Linked DNA regions of Homo sapiens: region 2 is linked to region 1. Evidence: chromatin contacts called from ENCODE Hi-C or POLR2A ChIA-PET data. All regions are on one chromosome and are shown on one strand. Each heading gives the region's core, a stretch centred on a gene start or an enhancer-like site at or near the end of the contact. The rest is flanking DNA. Distances are from core to core; before and after follow the strand shown. Region 1 overlaps LHFPL2 (LHFPL tetraspan subfamily member 2). Region 2 overlaps ARSB (arylsulfatase B).

Region 1 (4,757 bases), core at 990-3,489:
TTACTGGTAAAAATGCATATGGCTGGGTAGAATCTGAACATTGTATAATAGACATAATGACTTAATTCAGAAAAACACAGCCCTGAGCTAGCTGATGAATAACTGAGACTGTCCTAAAATAATGGAATAGGCTTTACGAGAATTCTAAGGGCAGAAGAATGGCCCAGATGTGGAAACTGTGAGGTAAAAATCATTTTGGTCATTTAAAATTTTCATGAGGATGTAGGTAGTTTTTCCCTTTGGGGAAGAATAAAACCATTCCCTGAGAGGCCAGAGTTCTTACTGGGCTCTGTGGTCTCTTGGAGAACAAATTAGACAAGGCCATGTTTGGGAGAGAAAAAGGCCAGAACTTGTGTTGGTTCTATGAGTTGTTGAGATTTATCCCAGAGGCAAAGAGTAAGTGACACTCGCCTATTTTCTTGGAGGGCTTTCCTCTGGATGGGTCTTTTTTCTGGGCGCCCGGCCGACTGCTTGCATCTGGACAGTAGGGGCAACAGCCATTTACAGTGCCACGGCCAAGCCCCACTTGGTACGGCATCCTCCCCTCCCCAGCCCCGAAATGAGTTCTGCATCCCATTAGCTGTTTCTGATCCCCCCACTCTCCATGGGATCACGTTCAGCCACTGGGGCCTTTTTGAGACTCTCTTGCATTGGCCTGTTCTTGATATGGGCTCCTGATAAGCGTTAGTTAGCTTTGGTATGGAAGCTGTGACTGGTGGTCTTCATAGAAGAAAGGCCAGGAATACCTCTGCACAGGTGTCCCACACGCCATGTGACTCCCATGTCCCCATGGAGAATGCCTAGGTCCCCGTAGGGCATAAACAGTTATTCTGATGCTCAGAACTCTGAGACTGGGGGGCTCCCACTTGTGATTTTGATACTAACCTATAGATTGTTATGAGTTCGTGTCAGAGTCCGGCACCTGTTGTCATGTGAAATGTTGAGGTCAGGTCTGGGAGGAGCCACAGCCTGCCCTTCCCCAAGGTGTTCCCCCTGCCGTAAGGAAGCTACAGCCATGCGGCAGTGTCGGGGCTAGATAGGAGCTCCAGAGGCGCCCCCAGCCACAGGCTTGGTGGGGAGTGGGTCTCAGCCTCACCCACCTACTGCAGCATCAGCATTGGGGTGGGAGCTGAGCTAGCAGGTGGAGCAGGCTTGGGAGGAGACAGCGCTGGGGGCTGACGGTGAGGGAGGGGCCTTCTCTCTCCTGGCCCCTTTAGTGTCCCCTGGCTGCTCTGGCTTTGTGTGGCTCTGGTGGGAGAGGGGGTCCTAGGTCGTCTTTGCTCTCCTTTATTCCTCCCCTCACACTAGCCATCGTGGACAATCCCCTCTTCCCTTTGGGAGGCACTGAGAGATGAGGCAGGCAGCAGGGGGTGAGATGGGAAGGGAGGCAGCTCCAGATCTGGGGAATCTGAGGGGGGTCTGTCTGTCAGTGTCTGTGTCTGTCCTCCCTGATTTGCTCAGGGAGGAGGTGGGTGGAAGGCCAGGACCCTGCCTACGTGGGCGCTCAGCGTAGTGCCAGTTCAGGACTGTCCGTGCAGCCCCTCGGCAAATGGCCTGCTCTGGCGACACCACTCCTTGATGTCTGACCCTGTGGCGTGGCTTGGGGTTCAGATGAAGCCTCATTTCCTCTTGTGGGATTCAGAGGAAGAAAATGTAATGGAACCAGTTCTAGAACACTAGAAAATGGGCTTTCTCTCCTCCTAAGAAGTCGTTGGGTTTTTTCCGTACATTCCAACAAACTTGTTCAGCTTATGACAAAATGCCATTAAAGCTTTTAAGTTTTTGCCGTCAACTTACAGTAGAGGGCAAAAAATAATATTCTAAGATCTGCAAAGCTGAAGTTGAGGCGGCCGTGTGACTTTGGCAGTGTTTCTCCCCAGGCCTTGCCCCTGCCTCTACCCGCTCCCACACATGTTGGCAGGTCCGGGGAGTTTTGCCAGGACGGCAAGGTGGCTGGAAGTGGAGGAGCTTGCTGTGATTTCATGGCACCATTTGCTGTTGATGGGGCCTCCTGACAAAACACTGCCTGTTTGGGCTGAGAAGGCCCTGGGCCTTCGGTGACGGACTGGAAGCCAAAGCTAAAGCCATTGCTTCCCTCAAGGACCTGGAGCCGCTTCAGTGACATGGGAAGGAGGGAAGATGGGCCCTACGTCTGGAGTTCCACTGTTCTGTTCCTATTTTGCTTTGAGTCAGGAAAAGAAAACCCAGCAGTCACAAGGCACCAGAGTGAGTCAGCGCTGGGGAGGGCGGTGGAGGCCGCGGAATGGGGGAGTCATAGACACGGGTGCTGTGAGGGTCCTGCAGCCGCTCCCTTGCTCACAGCCCTGTCCTTTGTGGGGGAGCCTGCTACGGCCCTGGAAGAGCAGTGCAGCCTGCTCGAGGACACACGGCTGGAGGCAGAGCAGCTCCCTGGACTCCCGGCCATTTCTCCCTCTCGGCGTCATGGTGATTCCCAGGAGGCCTGTGCTTCCTGTCCTCTCTGTGGAGCACACTGCGGGGCCCAGGCCCAGGGGCCGCCTCTCCTGTTCTCTCGACCTACGGCTCCTGAGAGCCCCCTCTGCTGTCCCTCCAGGAGGGACTCCAGGGGACTGTACAGCCAGGTCTCTGGACCCCTGAGAGCCTCCGACATGTACCCTCCTGGGGCAGTGGGTCCAGCCTTGTTGTTGTCATATCCCTCCTCTCCCTGCCCCAGCATCGGTGATTGGATGTGTCTCCTTGCTGGGCCTTCCTGTGGAGCCCTGCTCTCCTGAGTGGTCCGGGAAGGTCGCACGAAGCTCCTCCCTGGAGCATTTGGCATCTCTGCTGGGCTGCAGGAGGGCTCAGGCCTCCACTCCTCTGTTGTACTAATAGCATCTCTGGCATCTTTTTTCTTTCTTAGAGCAATGGTTTAAAACCCGAGGCAGGGCCTGTAGATTTGGAGGGGAGTGGTGGACCTCAGGTTTAAAAAATTCAATAAAACAGCTTCAGTTCTGGGAATGAAAAGCAACAATTTCAGGTGTTGATAAATGCTTGGCAGAGTTCTTTTTCTCTTTTCAGAGCTGATCCTGCAGATGAGGTTTTGGCACATGGCTTATGACTTAGCCCCTACAAGCAGGCAGAAATGTAAATGATGCTTGCTTTTCTTCTGCTTAAAAGGGTGCTCTGACCAGATTATAAACCTTTAGTTCAAGCACTGACATTGTTCTAGCCATAGAGGGCGTTTTTCCCTCTGTCTTTCATTCAAGGTGATAGAAGAGCTGTGCTTATACTTACCTTTTCCATAGCATCCTACACCGCCCATCCCCTACTCTCACAGCGTGAACAGGACTTTTACAAACTAATACTTGTTTATTACCATTTCTTCTCATATGCATTTGTCATAAGTCTTCTAAGGAATTTCACCAGGCAGCACTTTGTTCATATGGTTGGCATTACTCTCATACCTAATAGATAGAACAGAGCTTCATTTCTTTAAAAACATCTTACGGTGAAGGCTCAATGTTCAGTGCTCCTCAGCCTCTATCTTCATATAGTGATGTTTCTCTTTTATTGGGAGCAGTATCAGGAATGGGGGAGATATCTTCTGGAATCTTGGTTTGTGAAAAGCTGACGGCACTGACCTGGACCTAAGGAATTAGTTTTCACCCCCGTAGAGCAGTAAATCCTTAGCATCCTGAGGAGGCAGAGGGTTTGGTCTACTCGGCCACATCGGTAAGGCTGTGAGTGGACTCAGAGAGGGAGAGGAGAGAGGACAAGAGATGGTCCCTGAAGTCAGTGGCCACCGCCCAGTCTGCAGCACGACAGGGTTGTTGGCACCACGGGCCTCACTCGGTGTGTCCCTTTGTCCACGTGCAGCAGGCCCACGTGCTGTCAGCCTGGCTCACCATTGGGGAAAACATTTCTAATCCCTGCCCCTCCCTGATTTTTGCCTCTGACATTACTTGAAAGGCAAGTGAAATGATCATGGTAATAGTAAACTGACCCTAGAATTGTCAGGGTGAAAAGGCTGGTGTTTTGGTTAATAAGATGGAAAAAGTGGCATCTCGGTGGCATTTCTCTAGAACAGCCCCATTTAAATGACGGTGATGGTTTTATTATTCAGTTTTTTAAAAAAGGATTCATAGTATCTCAGTGAAGAACTGCATGTATCAGTTATTAACTGAAACCTAATGATGGTGCTTTAAACAAATTAAAAGTTTTGTTGTTTCCAGGTAACAGAAGAGATCCCGAAGCAGGTGGACTACGGTGTTAGCTTCATGATGTCATCAGGGCCCCAGGCTCTTTCTGTCTTTCTGCTTCATCATCAATAGCACAGGACTTTCATTCCCTAAGTCCCCCATGGCTGTAGGATGACCACAGGAGGCTTTATGGCCACATCTCTTAGCAGGAGAAAAGCCAAGGTCAAAGCTGAGTCAGGGTTAGGTGCAATGGCTCATGTCTGTAGTCCCAGGACTTTAGGAGGCCAAGGCAGGTGGATCGCTTGAGCCCAGGAGTTCGAGATGAGCTTGGGCAACATGGCAAAACCCCATCTCTACTAAAAATACAAAAATTAGGCTGGGCGCAGTGGCTCACACCTGTAATCCCAGCACTTTGGGAGGCTGAGCCGGGTGGATCATTTGAGGTCAGGAATCCGAGACCAGCCTGGCCAACATGGTGAAACCCCATTTCTACTAAAAATACAAAATTAGCTGGGTGTGGTGGCACGTGCCTGTAATTCCAGTTACTCAGGAGGCTGAGGCAGGAGAATCACTTGAACCTGAGAGGTGGAGGTTGCAGTG
Region 2 (4,413 bases), core at 1,656-4,155, 280 kb before region 1:
TAAGCTGCATTTAATGCTAAATTGTGATATCATGTGTGTGTGTGTGTGTGTGTGTGTGTGTGTGTGTGTGTTTGAACAGAATGTTCATATGACTTCATTTCTATAATAATGTGATAATACAAATATTTGGGGTCATTTTAATCGTATTAGCATTTATCTTTACCAAATTGATTTGATTGTTGTGTAGCCACTTCTCATCTGTTACATATACACGTTTTACATATCATTCAAACTTGAAATTTCCTTAAACAACTTTCCCAGCCTGGTTTCGGATGATTGCTTGTTGAGACTTTGTCCATGCTCTGTCCTCCCCTCCCCACTGTAAATACTCTTCTTTTGGGCTAGGGGGCTGTGCCCTCCAGGGTATTGTTTTCCTTCCTGTTCAGTGCCCATGCTCTTGCCTGTGTTTCTCCTGTACCTTTCCCAGGACCTAGCAGACAGCCGAGCACCTGCCCACTGCTCTGTAAATACTGACCTGCATCTCAAGTGGGGTAGCCTTTGTGTACTTTCCCATTTCCAAGTTGATTTGCCTGTGAATCCCATATGTGAACACATATGCAGATGTCCCTGATGTGCTCTTTCCTGCTTGGAGGCACATGCAAGGATGTGGCACTTTTTCTAATTGCTTGAACAGTCAAGTGGATCTCTCTTAGGCAGCACTTGGCCAAAAATTCTGAATATTTAATCACTGGTACAGGATTAGTTCAGTTGGCCAAAAAGAAAAAAAAAATGTATGGATGAAATGTGAATACACTGTTAACTTTTTCATCTGCCTTTATAATTAGTGTTTTTTCAATATTAAGTTTCTGCTTTTTATACTGAGTTTTTAGGGAAAAAATATGGGAAGGATTCCATATTCATTGCTTCACACGATCTATAGTTCCTGAGATAACTATATAATTATGAATGTTGATACACCCATAAGAGACTTTGCTTTTTCCTCTCACACATCTGTTTTGCTTTAGGCAAGAGAACTTTCTCATGCCAGAATGGCTGCAGTGGATGTAGGCAATCTGCTTTATGTTGAGCCGCTACAATTCACAGATGCAAATGTTTAAAAGGTTAACATGGTTATTTCTTCATCTGAAACAAACGTCCCTAGTCACTACTTTTGTCCTTTAAAAAAAATTGTATTCTTTTATAAATCCATTGTGTGTAATCCTTATACCCTTGTCTCATAATCCTCATATCAGAGCTGAATTAACTCTTTTGTGGCCTCCTGTGATGAATTTCAGTTGTCCTACTAGTTTCTCTTGCTGGTGTGATTGTGTCCTCTTGATGGAATTTAGGTTCTTAGGGAGAGAATGAGGGAAGCAGCTTCTCTACCCAGAACAGAATCCCACTAACCGAAAGAATGCTGCCCTGCAAAAAAGTTTCTAGTGTATCCATGTGTGATCTCAATTATTTAATCAACAAACATTCCAGAGCATCCATTGTTTCACTGTACTAGGAAATGGGGGCAAGACCAGGATAGTATACGGAGGCTAACCTCAGCAACTGCAGTCCAGTTGGAAAGATGAAACCTAACATGATGATAGGATGGCAGCGGGTTGTGAGTGTCAAACGCATGCTTCTGTACTGCGCTCCTGCTGCCTCCAAAAGCAGGGGGAGCCTTCAGTTCATCACACCTACAGCTCTGGACATTTTTTCATGTTGTTAAATTAATCTAACATTGTAGGATCTGAATTTTCTATAGAAACTTTACCTAACTTTTCTTGTATTGCTAATTTGTTGTATTGAGTAAGCCTTCTGTGTAGAAAACAGTTTAACTATGTTAACAACACTATGTCAAAGATTCAAAGCCTTTGAGAGCTTAGGAGAAATCCAACCCCAGTCATTTTCTGACACAACTGAACACAGTACTCTGTGGTTGAAAGTTCCTGAAACTCCCAAAGCACAGGAAGGCTGACTACAGATCCTAAAGATGTTTAACTCACATAGTCCTTGGTGGCACTTACTGTTTGCAGCTGGAGGGCCTTGTATTTTCTTAAAATGCATCCTAAATAAAAACTCAAAAGCCATTCAATGCTAATTCAAGTTTCATGGTTAAAGGCGCAGCTTTGCTGGCATCTAGAATTAGAACCGTGTGGTGTGTCCCCCAGAAAACGAGCTCTCATGGCAAAAACAGACAAACTCTACCCCCTGCCAAACTAACTGTCAGCAGAAATCTGGTCTGCTTTCTGAAATGGGATGTAGGTTTCCAAATTCTCTAGACAATCTCTTTCCAAAGCAAAGGAGAAACAAATAACTCACAGGCACCAACTGCATTTTCTGTTCAAAGCAAGAAGGGTTTTCACTGTGCTGTTTTTACCTGTCATTTCACAACTCAGTTCTCTCTGGAGCACTTGTACCAAGGGTACAAGAAAGTCATGAGATCAGAGAGCTGGTTTTGGACATGCACTTAATCACTCCCATCCTTATTTCCCCTGCTTCCCTGATGCCCCTGAATAGCAGGCTCTGTCCCCGAAAGAGAAATGAGAGTTAAAGAAATGACCACTTAACCTTTTCCTTTGGTAGGGAGGTTCTAGGAGGCCAGTGAAGCTTGCGGGGGTCGGGAAATTTGAGAAGTGAATGGAGATTAGGAGAACAGAGTTTGCTCCAGATGAGCTTTGGAGCTGTGCCTTTTCTTCTGGAACTCACTACCGGATCAAGGGGTCTAGTGGGGTGCCCACCACACTGGCCACCAGACCAGGCTTGATGGAAAGGGCCCAGAGATGGGTCCTGCTTGTGCAGTCTACAACTGCCAGCATCAGCTGCCCCCTATTCCTCTCTGTGGCCCATGGTCAGCCAGAATCAGAGGGCCAAAGCAATGGGCCTGTAGCTTGAGAAGCATGTCAGCAGGCTGGGGTTCAAGGCCAGGCCTACAGGCCCGCAGTGGAGAGGGCAAGGCTGGCTCCAGGTCCGATGGGCAGGTTGCCAGGACGTGATTTTCAGAGCAGGAAAGTGGAGTGAAGCGTGACTGGCAGTGAGTGTGAGCAGACAGCTGCAGAGTCGTCTCTGCCTAGTGTTAGGCCTGGCCGCAGGCTCTGGCGGCCCTCAGCCTGACCGTAGGATGGGTCTCCCAGCTTCAGCTGAAGGCAAGAAGTGCCGCTGACTTGGGGAGCTGAGCCAGACCTGGCTCCTGCCCTCCTCCCTGAACGTGCTCCAGGATCATCTGTCTGCCTGTTGTTCCTCACTCTTTTTAGCTCTCCACGGGGCTGGCCTTTGTTGTAGACAGAGAAGAGAGGCACTGTGTTATGTGCCGAAAGCTCTGTCACAAGACACCTACACCACCAATGTGCTGCCGTGCTTTTCCTCATGCTGTTCCCGTTGCCCAAGTGACCTTTCCTGCCTTTCTGTGCCTGGTAAAATCTGGCTTGTTCTTTGAGATCCAGTTCAAATGTAAGCTTCCTTGGCAAGTCCTTCCCAGCCGCTCTGACCACCACCTTTCCTGGCAGGATTGCATACTGATTGCAACCCCCTCGGTGCCCGCTCAGCGTGTTCTATGCACCTGTAGCTCTAGCCCATTATGATAGAGTTATTTATTCACATTCTTTGTTAGATGCTGAATCTGTCCAAGACAGGGACCTGGACATCTGTCCATTCATCTCTGTATCCCTCCCAGCACAGTGGCTGAAACACAGTTTGTCATTTATACATGTCTGTTTTGCAAATCCGTTATCTGAGATGAAAGCCTGTAGATTTCATTAACATCTTAGCTCTGACTAGTTGAGAAATCAAAAGTAGGGCACATGGCACAGCTAACACATATTGGCGTCTTGCTGTGTGCTGCCCTAGACACCCCGTGTCCAGCAAAAAGTCACACATCGTTGACCCGAGCAGAGGGAGCCCAGGGGGCCATCCTGTGTCCCTCCAGCATCACTGCAAACAGGGTGGGGGCACCAGTGGAGGCAGGAGCGCTGACCTGTCTTGAAGGCTGAGAGTAAGATGGGTCCCTTGTGGCCTTCAAAAGTATTTGGACTTCTGAAGCTGCCTGTGGCTCCGGAAATTAGGGAAATGCTTTAGTGGGAGTGCTTCTGTGTGCGGGGAGGTGTAAGTGCAACATGAACTGAATCTCACTCCACCCAGTACAGGATGTGCCCGGAGAGCATGCTGAGCTACCCTGTGCCAGCTACGTGCTCTAGAACAGCATCCTCCCAGCCACCCAGGAGGTCATGCAGGCCTCGTCATCAGAAAAGTGGCTTAAAAACCATGTGGAGTCAGACCATTTGAACACTAACTAGAAATGGGAGGCTATTAGGGAATTATTGTGAATGTTCTAGGAAACATTGCTCATCTTTGCACATTAAATTCCTACTAATATAATAGTATCATGATTATGAGGGGTTTATTTTTTTAAGGATCCTTGTCTTTTAGGGATATATGCCAAAATATTTACCGATGAAATATGATGGTTGGAATTTGCTTGGAAAT

What was found. Hi-C counts contacts between places; a loop is a spot of excess contacts on that map. ChIA-PET counts read pairs that join two places held with the same protein, here RNA polymerase II (POLR2A). Pooled maps may share reads with other maps.
Region 2: a loop to region 1 is called in a map of heart right ventricle, with 2.1 times the contacts of the local background. The contact joins two enhancer-like sites. A Hi-C loop is called at or near these places in 7 of 168 maps with a recorded cell type or tissue (GM23248, IMR-90, Right ventricle myocardium inferior and 4 more) and 10 of 50 pooled maps. POLR2A ChIA-PET finds 5 or more read pairs at or near these places in 1 of 52 experiments (OCI-LY7).

The regions. Positions count from the first base shown.
Region 1 is chr5:78,531,998-78,536,754 of GRCh38, reverse strand. The region is part of intron 3 of LHFPL2 (LHFPL tetraspan subfamily member 2); the gene reads left to right. Among named protein-coding and RNA genes, the nearest start is that of LHFPL2, 110 kb to the left of the region's middle. RefSeq lists an enhancer at 3,296-3,795. Within about 2 kb of position 2,239, at least 17 of the 41 ENCODE cell types and tissues checked have a DNase peak (open chromatin) inside an H3K27ac peak, as active enhancers do; they include heart right ventricle, where a contact is called at or near this core.
Region 2 is chr5:78,808,251-78,812,663 of GRCh38, reverse strand. All of the region lies in intron 6 of ARSB (arylsulfatase B), which reads left to right. Among named protein-coding and RNA genes, the nearest start is that of LHFPL2, 160 kb to the right of the region's middle. RefSeq lists an enhancer at 2,480-2,980. Within about 2 kb of position 2,905, at least 3 of the 41 ENCODE cell types and tissues checked have a DNase peak (open chromatin) inside an H3K27ac peak, as active enhancers do; they include heart right ventricle, where a contact is called at or near this core.